Regions from separate parts of the Homo sapiens genome. Here regions 1 and 2 are each linked to region 3. The links are chromatin contacts, found by Hi-C or POLR2A ChIA-PET in ENCODE. All regions are on one chromosome and are shown on one strand. Each heading gives the region's core, a stretch centred on a gene start or an enhancer-like site at or near the end of the contact. The rest is flanking DNA. Distances are from core to core; before and after follow the strand shown.

The links. Hi-C counts contacts between places; a loop is a spot of excess contacts on that map. ChIA-PET counts read pairs that join two places held with the same protein, here RNA polymerase II (POLR2A). Pooled maps may share reads with other maps.
Region 1: a map of GM12878 shows a loop between it and region 3 (3-fold over the local background). The contact joins the enhancer-like site here to the promoter of LINC02541 in region 3. A Hi-C loop is called at or near these places in 4 of 168 maps with a recorded cell type or tissue (B cell, GM12878 and OCI-LY7), 36 of 37 single-sample maps with no recorded cell type and 13 of 50 pooled maps. POLR2A ChIA-PET finds 5 or more read pairs at or near these places in 4 of 52 experiments (A549, B cell, GM12878 and 1 more).
Region 2: a loop to region 3 is called in a pooled map, with 2.3 times the contacts of the local background. The contact joins the promoter of MROCKI here to the promoter of LINC02541 in region 3. A Hi-C loop is called at or near these places in 2 of 37 single-sample maps with no recorded cell type and 4 of 50 pooled maps. POLR2A ChIA-PET finds 5 or more read pairs at or near these places in 6 of 52 experiments (Caco-2, GM12878, H1 and 3 more).

What each region holds. Positions count from the first base shown.
Region 1 is chr6:113,803,834-113,807,199 of GRCh38, forward strand. No RefSeq gene overlaps it. Among named protein-coding and RNA genes, the nearest start is that of MARCKS, 52 kb to the right of the region's middle. Within about 2 kb of position 1,443, at least 4 of the 41 ENCODE cell types and tissues checked have a DNase peak (open chromatin) inside an H3K27ac peak, as active enhancers do; they include B cell, where a contact is called at or near this core.
Region 2 is chr6:113,871,570-113,874,711 of GRCh38, forward strand. It overlaps MROCKI (MARCKS cis regulating lncRNA promoter of cytokines and inflammation), which reads right to left and starts at 1,778. Exons shown (of 3, transcript NR_038863.2): 1 at 1,425-1,778. It overlaps LOC124901382 (a long non-coding RNA gene), which reads left to right and starts at 1,836. Exons shown (of 3, transcript XR_007059716.1): 1 at 1,836-2,254.
Region 3 is chr6:113,648,354-113,651,564 of GRCh38, forward strand. It overlaps LINC02541 (long intergenic non-protein coding RNA 2541), which reads right to left and starts at 1,722. Exons shown (of 3, transcript NR_125844.1): 1 at 1,662-1,722.

The DNA.
Region 1 (3,366 bases), core at 193-2,692, 160 kb after region 3:
TCTTGGTTTGTTTGTTTGTTTGTTTGTTTGTTTGGAAACAGGGTCTCACTCTGTCACCCAGGCTGAAGTGCAGTAGCACCACCATGGCTCACTGCAGCCTCAACTTTTCCTGGGCTCAGGTGATCCTCCCACCTCAGCCTCCTGAGTAGCTGGGTCCACAGGCATTAGTTTAAAATTAATTAAAAATTAGTCCACAGCTAATTTTTGCATTTTTGTAGAGACAGGGTTTTACCATGTTGCCTAGCCTGGTCGCAAACTCCTGAGCTCAAGTGATCCTCCCACCTTGGCCTACCAAAGTGCTGGGATTACAGGCATGAGCCCCGCACCCAGCTTCTCTTGGTTTATTTTGTAAAGTATAATATACAGACAAAAAGGCTAAAAGTACAGTTTTCCCTTGGTATACACAGAGGACTGGTTCCAGGACCACCTGTGCATACCAAAATCTTACTCATACTCAAGTCCCTCAGTCGGACCTGCGGAACCCATGTATATGAAAAGTCAGCCCCCTCCGACTGCCAATATATGCAAGTTTCCCATCCCTCAAATATGAATTTTGTATTTTTTTAAGTGAAAGCAAGTTGATTAAGAAAGTAAAGGAATAAAAGAATGGCTACTTCATAGTCAGAAAAGCCAAATTTTGTATTTTTTATCCAAGTTTGGTTGAAAAAGATCTGCGTAAAACTGGACCCATTCAGTTCAAACCTGTGTTGTTCAAGGACCAACTGTAAAACTGAAAGCATTAATGATAGTTATTATTAAGTGATAGGATTATAAGTTGTTTTCTTGTCTTCTTTATACCTTTCTGCATTTTCTTAATTTTTGACAATAAACCTGTATTACTTCGTAATCTAAAAATATATAAAGCTTTTAAATTTTCATGTTCATTTTTTCTTTTCCTTTAGCTATAGCATAAAACCTACAAAATTATAGCTTAAAATGCACATAAATAAATGTAACTTTAAAAACTTGTAAGTTTGACTCTATACGCAAATATCTTACAGATAAGTAAGATATTTTATCTAAATGATAAAAGTACATCTGAATAAGTGGACACATTGTGAAAAGTATTCCAACAATTACTATGTATTTTAGCTCTATTTTTATATCTTTCATTTACGCTGAATAATTCTGGAAGTTCATAAAATTTGCCAAGTACAAAACTTTGAACATCGCTTTAGATATGAATATTTTGTCATTTCAATTTTGTAATAATTTACATATATATTTAAGTTCTTTCTGTGCTGGCAAAGTGTTTTTCAAAGGCCCAGAAATTCCTTTTTTTCTTGCATGGGGTTAAACACTGATCTCATAATCTTATACTCCAAACTTTAGAGACTCTTTCTTGTGAGTTCAAAAGTAAACATCAACCCCTATGTGTCTATCACAAATGGAGTCAAAATGAAAGCAGTTTTGCTGTAACATGGTATTATGCCTGAAGAGATAAATATATACTGGCAAAAGAGGAAGACAAGCTAAGAATCAACAGTAAAAATGTATAACTCATCAGTTTCGATTACAGAAATGTCACATACAACTTTCTTCTTTCTGTTTTGAATTGGTTTTGGATTCCCTGTTTCGCTTGAGGTTTAAATTTCAGCCTTAAATGATCAAACACCAGTTCTCCAGGCCTGCCTTTCTTACTTTCTCAGCAATTTAAGCCAGCTTAGACAATTCAACTTAACCTAAATTAGTCAAACATTGGAAAACTCTCAACACACCTGGCGTGTTTCAGCTGTATGACAACCTGGGCCTCAAGCTTCATTGCACTGATTTGTGGCACAACAGTTAGCAGCATGCTTGGGAAGGGAGGCCTATATCATGGGAACGTCGAGAATGGGAGTAGAGAGAGGAATCTAACAGCAGTTCTTCTGATGGACTACGTAATCAAAATATTTACTTTCACTGTACGGCTATTGTGGCACTGAAATGACACATATGTATGGTGAACCTGGGTAGAATATTAGAAAGCTGCTGTATAGGAAGCAGCATTGTCTAAAAAATATATCGAACAGAAGAAATCTAACATGGAAAAAATAGTTAATATGAATAAATACTGAGGAGGGAAAAAAGGAGTCCTGGAAAAGTGATCGCAGAACTGCAAAAATGACTATTTAGGACTGAAAGAGTTCATGTGGTAACTTTTCTGCAGCTGTGACCATTTGTCCGTATTAACAACAGACCTGTTTTGTTTTGTTTGGGGTTTTGACAAATTACAGCATCCTGTATTGTTCTCTCATCTTGTGGAAAGAAAGGGAAATGTAACTCTATAGAGTTTTATCTTGTATTTTTTATTTTCCCAAAATTCTCCTGAACTCACCGATAGGTGTAGACTAGATGCAAAAGCCTTTGAACTTCAATTGTAAAGTCAGAGGGAAAGGTTTGGTCTTGACGATTCTAAGTCAGTCACTAATGGAAATGAAAGCTGTGCACTCTGGAAACCCTGGCTCCGGTGCTGGGGGATCATGTGCAAACCATGGAATAAGTGGTCAGGCCAGAGCTCTGGAACAGCCTTCCTGTCCCTTGGCTAAGTCTCCCTTCCCCACAATTTCCACAGCTGCTTATCCCAACCCCACTTCTCTGCCTGTTTTTCTCCAACACAAATCAACACTTTAATCAGAAGTATTGAAGTTCCTAATTGGTGGAGAAGGCAAAGATACTGTACCAAGAAGTGAAACGGATAGGTTCCTCCCTGCTAGAACCAATGTAAAGTTACAAAACAACCAATTAAGAAAGGATTATATTTTTCAAAGACCAACTGATGAGATCATTGTTTCTTTTAAGCTTGAGGAGGATGATTTGGTATGATTTAGGCAAAAAGGAGAATATTCTCAGTGCTTGACCCTTGGCCTTCCAACACACACACAAACACCGTTTTTTGGTTTTTTGGTTTTAAAGAAAAAGAGTTTATGATTGGGGGAATCATTGATTTGAAGAGAACTGGACTAACAGAGTCCTTGTCTATCAGTTTCTACTCATTTGTTGTTTGTTTGTTTGTTTGTTGAGACAGAGTTTTGCTTTTGTTGCCCTGGCTGGAGTGCAATGGCGCGATCTCGGCTCACTGCAACCTCTGTCCCCTGGGTCCAAGCGATTCTCTTGTCTTAGCCTCCTGAGTAGCTAGAACTACAGTGCATGCCACCATGCCAGGCTAATTTTTGTATTTTTAGTAGAAACAGGGTTTCACCATGTTGGCCAGGCTGGTCACAAATTCCTGACTTTAGGTGATCCACCTGCCTCAGTCTCCCAAAGTGCTGGGATTTCAGGCATGAGCCACCACACCCAGCCACCTTCTACTCATTGCTATTACATGGGATCTACAGGGAGAAAGAGTTTCTGTCCCTTATTTCTACTGATGGACAACCCCTTTAG
Region 2 (3,142 bases), core at 528-3,027, 220 kb after region 3:
TGCAGTTTTGATTTTTTATTGTTTAGATCAAGAATACGAACATTGAAACCAATTACTCATAAAGGGTGCTTCCTCTAGACCTTCTTATTGTCCTGAATTCCTATTTCATTAGCAAAAGTACATTTACATGAAATATATATATATATATATATATATATATTTCATATATATGAATCTGGCATAAATATGGATGCATACTTCCCATTATTAAAATTAGAATTCTTTAAACAAAACAAAATTTTCCTCTATTTTCAATTCTTGTCACTTCTGCCATTTGCTGCTTGAAGTCCTTAAAAAATATTATGTCTTCTGAATGCTTTCTAAGACTATAGAGAATATTGGTTGAATGAGGTTTAGAGTTGGCTAAAGGAGGGCTTTTTTGACCAGAAGTTGATTCTCTGAAGTTTTTTGTGTGTCTTTAACTTGTTTTTTTCCACTGATTAATCTTTCATAGTATGTAGTTATAATGGTAACCATCACGTACATCTGACCTACAATAAAGAAGAAAATGGACAGAAAAAAGATTATTAACTTTTCTTCCTTTTTTGTTCTTCTGTAGGTCTCATTCCTGTCAGTTAGACTTGAGGTCATGCTATTTCCTGTTGGGGTCACGAGGATGAATTAGTGATTAGACACTTAGGTGCTGGACTCAAAGGGACCTGGCTCCATCACATGCAAACTTTTTGTAAAAGAAGGTACATTGTTTTATAATGTGCGTTTTTGGTTGAATATTAAACTAAAACTTGAGAGCAATCTAGCTCAGGTAGACACTGGTGTCCTGAAATCATTTGCAATACATTTAAACTAAGATATACTAGATAAAGATATTAAAACAAAAGAAAAGGTTTAGATTTTATTCCATATTTCATTTATATTTTTACCAAACACCTATTGAATATCTAATATGTTCTAGGGAATGGACTTGGATCTAGAAACTTAAGAGTGAATGTGCAAATGCCTAGAATCTGTTCTGGTAAGAAATTCACTTCAGTAAAAAACAATACTAATATTATCAATAATAATCCATAATGTGATTTTTTAAAGCCAACTCATTTAATCTATTATATCTATATAATAGATTAGATTATAATCTAGACTGTATAATCTATAGTCTAGATTATAGACATTTAATAAAAACAAATTGAATTTTGTAAAAAAAGTACTTAATATACCTAGTAAAGTTTTATATGCCAAGTTTGTATTTTAATAATATTTTTATTTTAATAAATATCAGGAAGAAATAAACATAAAACATAGGAAGTGCATGTTCAGGTTATCTATTGTCATATTACAAACCACCTGAAAACTCAGTCGTATAAAACAACAATTATTTTTAAATTTTTGAACAGCTTTATATATAATTGACATATAATAAACTGCACATTTTAAAGTGCACACTTTGATAAGCATACATAGGTACACACCTGTGAAACCATCGCCAAAATCAAGATCATGACCGTATCCACAAATTTCATGATTCTGTAGGTCAAGGATTAGAGCAGCCATAAGCAGAGAGTTTGTCCCTGATACACGATGTTTTTGGCCACAGCTGTAGTTGTTTGGATAGCTGGGGGCTCCTGGGATGGCTAGAGTGGGATCATATGCCTGGAGTCTTCATTCTTCTCCATTGGATGTTTGCTGGGATGAGAAGGTCCAAGATAGTCCTTTGATAATGTGTCGTGGTGCCTGGGCTGGGATGGCTGAAACACAGGAGACCTAGCAGAAATTCTCTATACTCACCGCCATCTCCGGATAGTCAGACTTCTCACTCGGCAGCTGGCTTCCCCCAGGTCCGAAGTTCAAGAGACTTTCAAAAGACAGGAAGTGAAAGCTGCCAGTCTCTTTCAGCCTGAGCCCGAGACACTGGCACAGTTTTACTTCCACTATGCTTTATTGGTCAAAGCAGTCTCTGAGCCCACCCAGATTCTGGGAAAGAAGGACATTGACACCACCTCTTGATGAGATAATGTCAAAGAATTTTGACCATCTTTAAAGCACCACAACGCATGTTGGATATTCTATATTCCTGAGTGAAAGAAGACTTCAATTTGGTCACATGAACAAACTATTTCTGTGTTTTACAAGGGCAATAGTAGGGAAAGGAGGTGGTAGTAATATCAGAATTTCCATCAACTCTTCTGTCTTCGTTGCTGTTTATCAAGTAATGTTCTTCAAACAAACTGGAGTTGCTATGCCTTGATATGGTATAAATGAGTGTGTTTTGGATACAAATACACATGGTAAAGGTAATATGGTAAATACCATTGTTTATTTATATTATTTATATTATATTTATATTGTTTATTTATATTAATGGTATACTTTAGCCAAGTAAGTTTTTATCAAGATTCCAAAATATTATTGAGACATAATCAATTCAGTAAAAAACTATTTGAGATGGACACATCGGATTCTAGTGATGTTACTCCCCCAGGGTCTTACCCTATTGGGAATCTATTGTATAACTCACATATAACTGTACCTTTGGCCAGGCGTGTTGGCTCACGCCTGTAATCCCAGCACTTTGAGAGGCTGAGGTGGGTGGATCAATGGGTCAGGAGATCAAGACCATCCTGGCCAACATGGTGAAATCCCATCTTTACAAAAATTAGCTGGGTGTGGTGGCACACGCCTGTAATCCCAGCTACTCGGAAGGCTGAAGCAGGAGAATCGCTTGAACCCAGGAGGTGGAGATTACAGTGAGCCAAGATCGTGCCATTGCACTCCAGCCTGGTGACAGAACAAGACTTTGTCTAAAAAACAAACAAACAACTGTACCTTTATAAAAATTCCATCTTTTAAAAGTCTATAAATGGATCTGTTACATTTTAACAAACTACTAGAGGTAATTTCAAATAGATCACTTCAAATTTTCTGAATAAATATAATCTGTTGTGAGGATAGCATCTTGAAGAAATGTTATCAAGCCGTGGTAAAAATATATCTTTCCTTATATGTTCAACCACCATGTGAAATGTGTGAATCTAGCATAAAATGCAGTAAAAAAAAATTTTTTTTAAGTCAGTGAAATAAACTAAGTAAATTTTTCAAGAGAATGTTTTTATTGTGATCTTTTGAGTAGCACAAGGGAAACACAAAGTATAAATACGGTTTTTATACATGGAAAGGGGACACGTGACTC
Region 3 (3,211 bases), core at 472-2,971:
GTGAGCCAGACAATGATGTTATTTTAAGTTGCTTAATCTGAGCGTGCAGCAATAGAAAATTAATATTTGCCTTTGCATGATGGAGCCCAGTTTACTCCTCAAATTCAAACTGCAAGAGCTTTGGGAGAATTACATTGTTAGCTTTCCATACTCTAAAATTCAATAAGACAAGTCAGAAGTGGTTGTTGTTTATATTAAGTGAGTCAATCCCTAGTGTCGTCCACCCACTTTTTTTGAAAATTATTTTCCAAAATATCTTTTACAGCCTATATGATAGGCTAAAAGATGTCATTTCATTTTTTGTTTGTGTAAAATGGCAAAGATCAACCTGTCCTGTGAATGAGTATTCAAGAAAAAGTAATTAACATTGCTATCAGCAATTTCCTTGTATGCATCAACCAGTTGGGTGAACTCATATAAATATTCCTGCTGATTTCTCTATTAAAAAATGCTTAGAGAATAGACAATTTAGGAGATTACTGCTACTCCAGGAGTGGCCACTTTAGCAGGACTGTTGACATGGAGACTTTCCATGACCTTACACACATGTTGATAAGAATGCCTGTGGCCTCTGGTTCTCATCAGTATTGAGTAGATTGATAATATTCTCAGTGGTCTTCTCATAGCGAGTCCAGCAAACCATCAACAAAGTAAAGCTAATAAGAGAGGGATTTTTTAAAATCTTTCAGCAGAGAAGCATTAGGGCAAGTTATATTTATCTGATCATGTACTACTATTTCTCCCAGGGAGTGTGAGAGGATGGGGAGCCGATAGTGTTCCATGAAAGTAGAAAAGTTTTCTGATTCACCACAAAGATGAATTTGTTTTCCACATAATGAATGTGTAGTATTTGATTCTCCCCACACTAAAGTGGTTCGGTTTATTTTTACATCAAGTAAATTTTAGCCATCTCCCTTGCTTTATTAATACTCTCTAACCCAATTTCCTTTCATTTCAAAACCACCAATGGTGAGGAAGGGTAAACAATAAGAACGACATGTAAGAAATTGTGGTATCCAAAAACAAAACGAAAAGCCCTATTTGCTTTACCTCATGTCGTAATTTCCCAGACTTGTTCCTCTTGGCAGTGTTGAGCTCCGCGTTTTCTCCCAGGGAGCAGAGCAACTTCTTACAAAACCTTACTTCGTGGGTTTTCCCAGGTGCCTGTTATTTCCTGAGCAGCACATAGTAGCAGTCCCTTAATCTTTACAGTTCTGAAAGTTGGCAAAGTGCCTTCAGAAAGTCTTGTCTTATTTCAATTGATTCCTTTGCAACAACCCAATAGGAGTCAGGACATGTATCATTATTTCCAGTTTATAAACAGCAGAAACTTCCATTTCTAGAGGTACATAACTGGCTTACACTATGATAAGCCACGACATGGAGATCAGAACCCAAGTCTTTGGAGTGTAAATGAGGCAGTCTTTCCCCAGGACTCCTGTCCTCTTACCAATACATCAGTGAATGGCTGGAAATAAAAATTTAATAGGCAATGACTTCCTGCTGTTCTCTAGTCTTGCCTACCCAAATCCTCTTCACACTCAGAAAATGCACATGAGACACTATTGACAAAACTAAGTACAAGTTTCGAAGCATTGACCTTTGAATAGGAAGGAAAAAGAAAAAAGAAATTTGCAAGCATAAATTTGTATACTGCTTACCTCATAAGTTTTACCCTTTTTCCTCCAGACCAACCATTTCTTATAGTCTGTTCCTAACTCCTCCTGGCTTCTGCCTAGACTTGCTGCTGACAGCCTTTTTTGTCTGAGTAAGTTGTATTTGCCCCTGCAGACTCTGCTCAGACTTTTCCCAGGCTGGTCAGGAGAGTCCTCTTCTGATCCAGTCTATTTCTCTTCTTATCAAATTATTAAAATTTCTGCTAAAGTGTACATAACCCTCTATAGGATATGAGCCCATTTACGTTTCTTATTTATCTTGCGTCCTCTGTATTTAACTCAGTGCAGGGAATTTCAGCACTGAAATGTCTGTGGAATTAGGATTTAATAAGCAATGGTTTTATTGGCTAGGAAATAGCGGCAAACAAAGGTGAGCCTCCAGAGGTGTAACTTCCCTATCCAAACTTTCTCTGTGGGGACTGAGAACCTAGGAAGGGAATGAGTCACCTCCTTTTACACGTTGCCATGAGTTGGTCTAGAGAGGGGAGTAGAACAGACGGAGTGAGGCCAAGGGTCCTAGGATATAAGGGTACACCTGTGGGTACTGTGGTGACCATGGAGGTGCCCCATTCAAATCTTCCTTCCAGAGGACCCGCAGCAGAGAAGAGAGCTGACTAACAGCCTTCTGATGCCCCACCTTTAAGCTGGTTGCAGCGTTCAAACCAGATGCTACTTTCCACGGGCTGCTCCCAGATAATGGCATAGTGCAGTGGGGATAATAGGACCAGGCCACCTCTGCCTGACACAGAACTCCTCTAATGAGAAGCTTCAGGTCTTGGAGCCGGGGGATCCTCACTGGCCTGGCAGAGACATTCTTAGAGCTGCACTGTGGTCTGAGGCTCCTCCCAACTCCGTCCTTCCTTCTTGCTCTCCTTTCTCAGACCCGCATCAGGGGCTGAAGGCCATCCCCGACACCTCATGCTCCCTGCCCGTTTTTCCTAATAAATCTCTTGCTCATCTAATCCCATTTTGACTGGGTCCTTTTTAGAGGACCCAGACTGACAGAGATACTTCAAGATTTAGGGCTAAAAGTGTATTTTTTAAATGCCACTCAAAATCTGTAGACCACTATCCAGAATTTAACAATGCCCTACTTAGTCTTGAGCTGTGTAGTAGTTTAGAGTTAGAGCTTAAAATACAAGATAGAAAAATAGGTTCTGCTTCTGCACATCTGAGGTACACACAGGCAAAGTGGAGGGGCAAAGGAGCCCAGGCTGGCCTGCCACTGGTGCAAGAAGGATCAGGCTGCTGTGGAATCCTGTGACAACTGGACTGTGGCCAAGTCATCGGGGTACCACATGGGTTGAGGAGCACGGAGCAGGCCTCTGACAGCCACAGAATATAAATAACACAGCTGCCTCCGCCACTAGCCAGCTGAGGAGAGCCACAGAGAAGAGGAGAGGGCAAGAATTAACTTGCGCATCAGCCCCTGAAATGGACTAACACTTCCATTGTTACCTTGTTTTTAAAATTTTAATTTGGTATTTTGGCCGGGTGTGGTGGCTCATGCCTGTAATCCTAGCACTTTGGGAGGC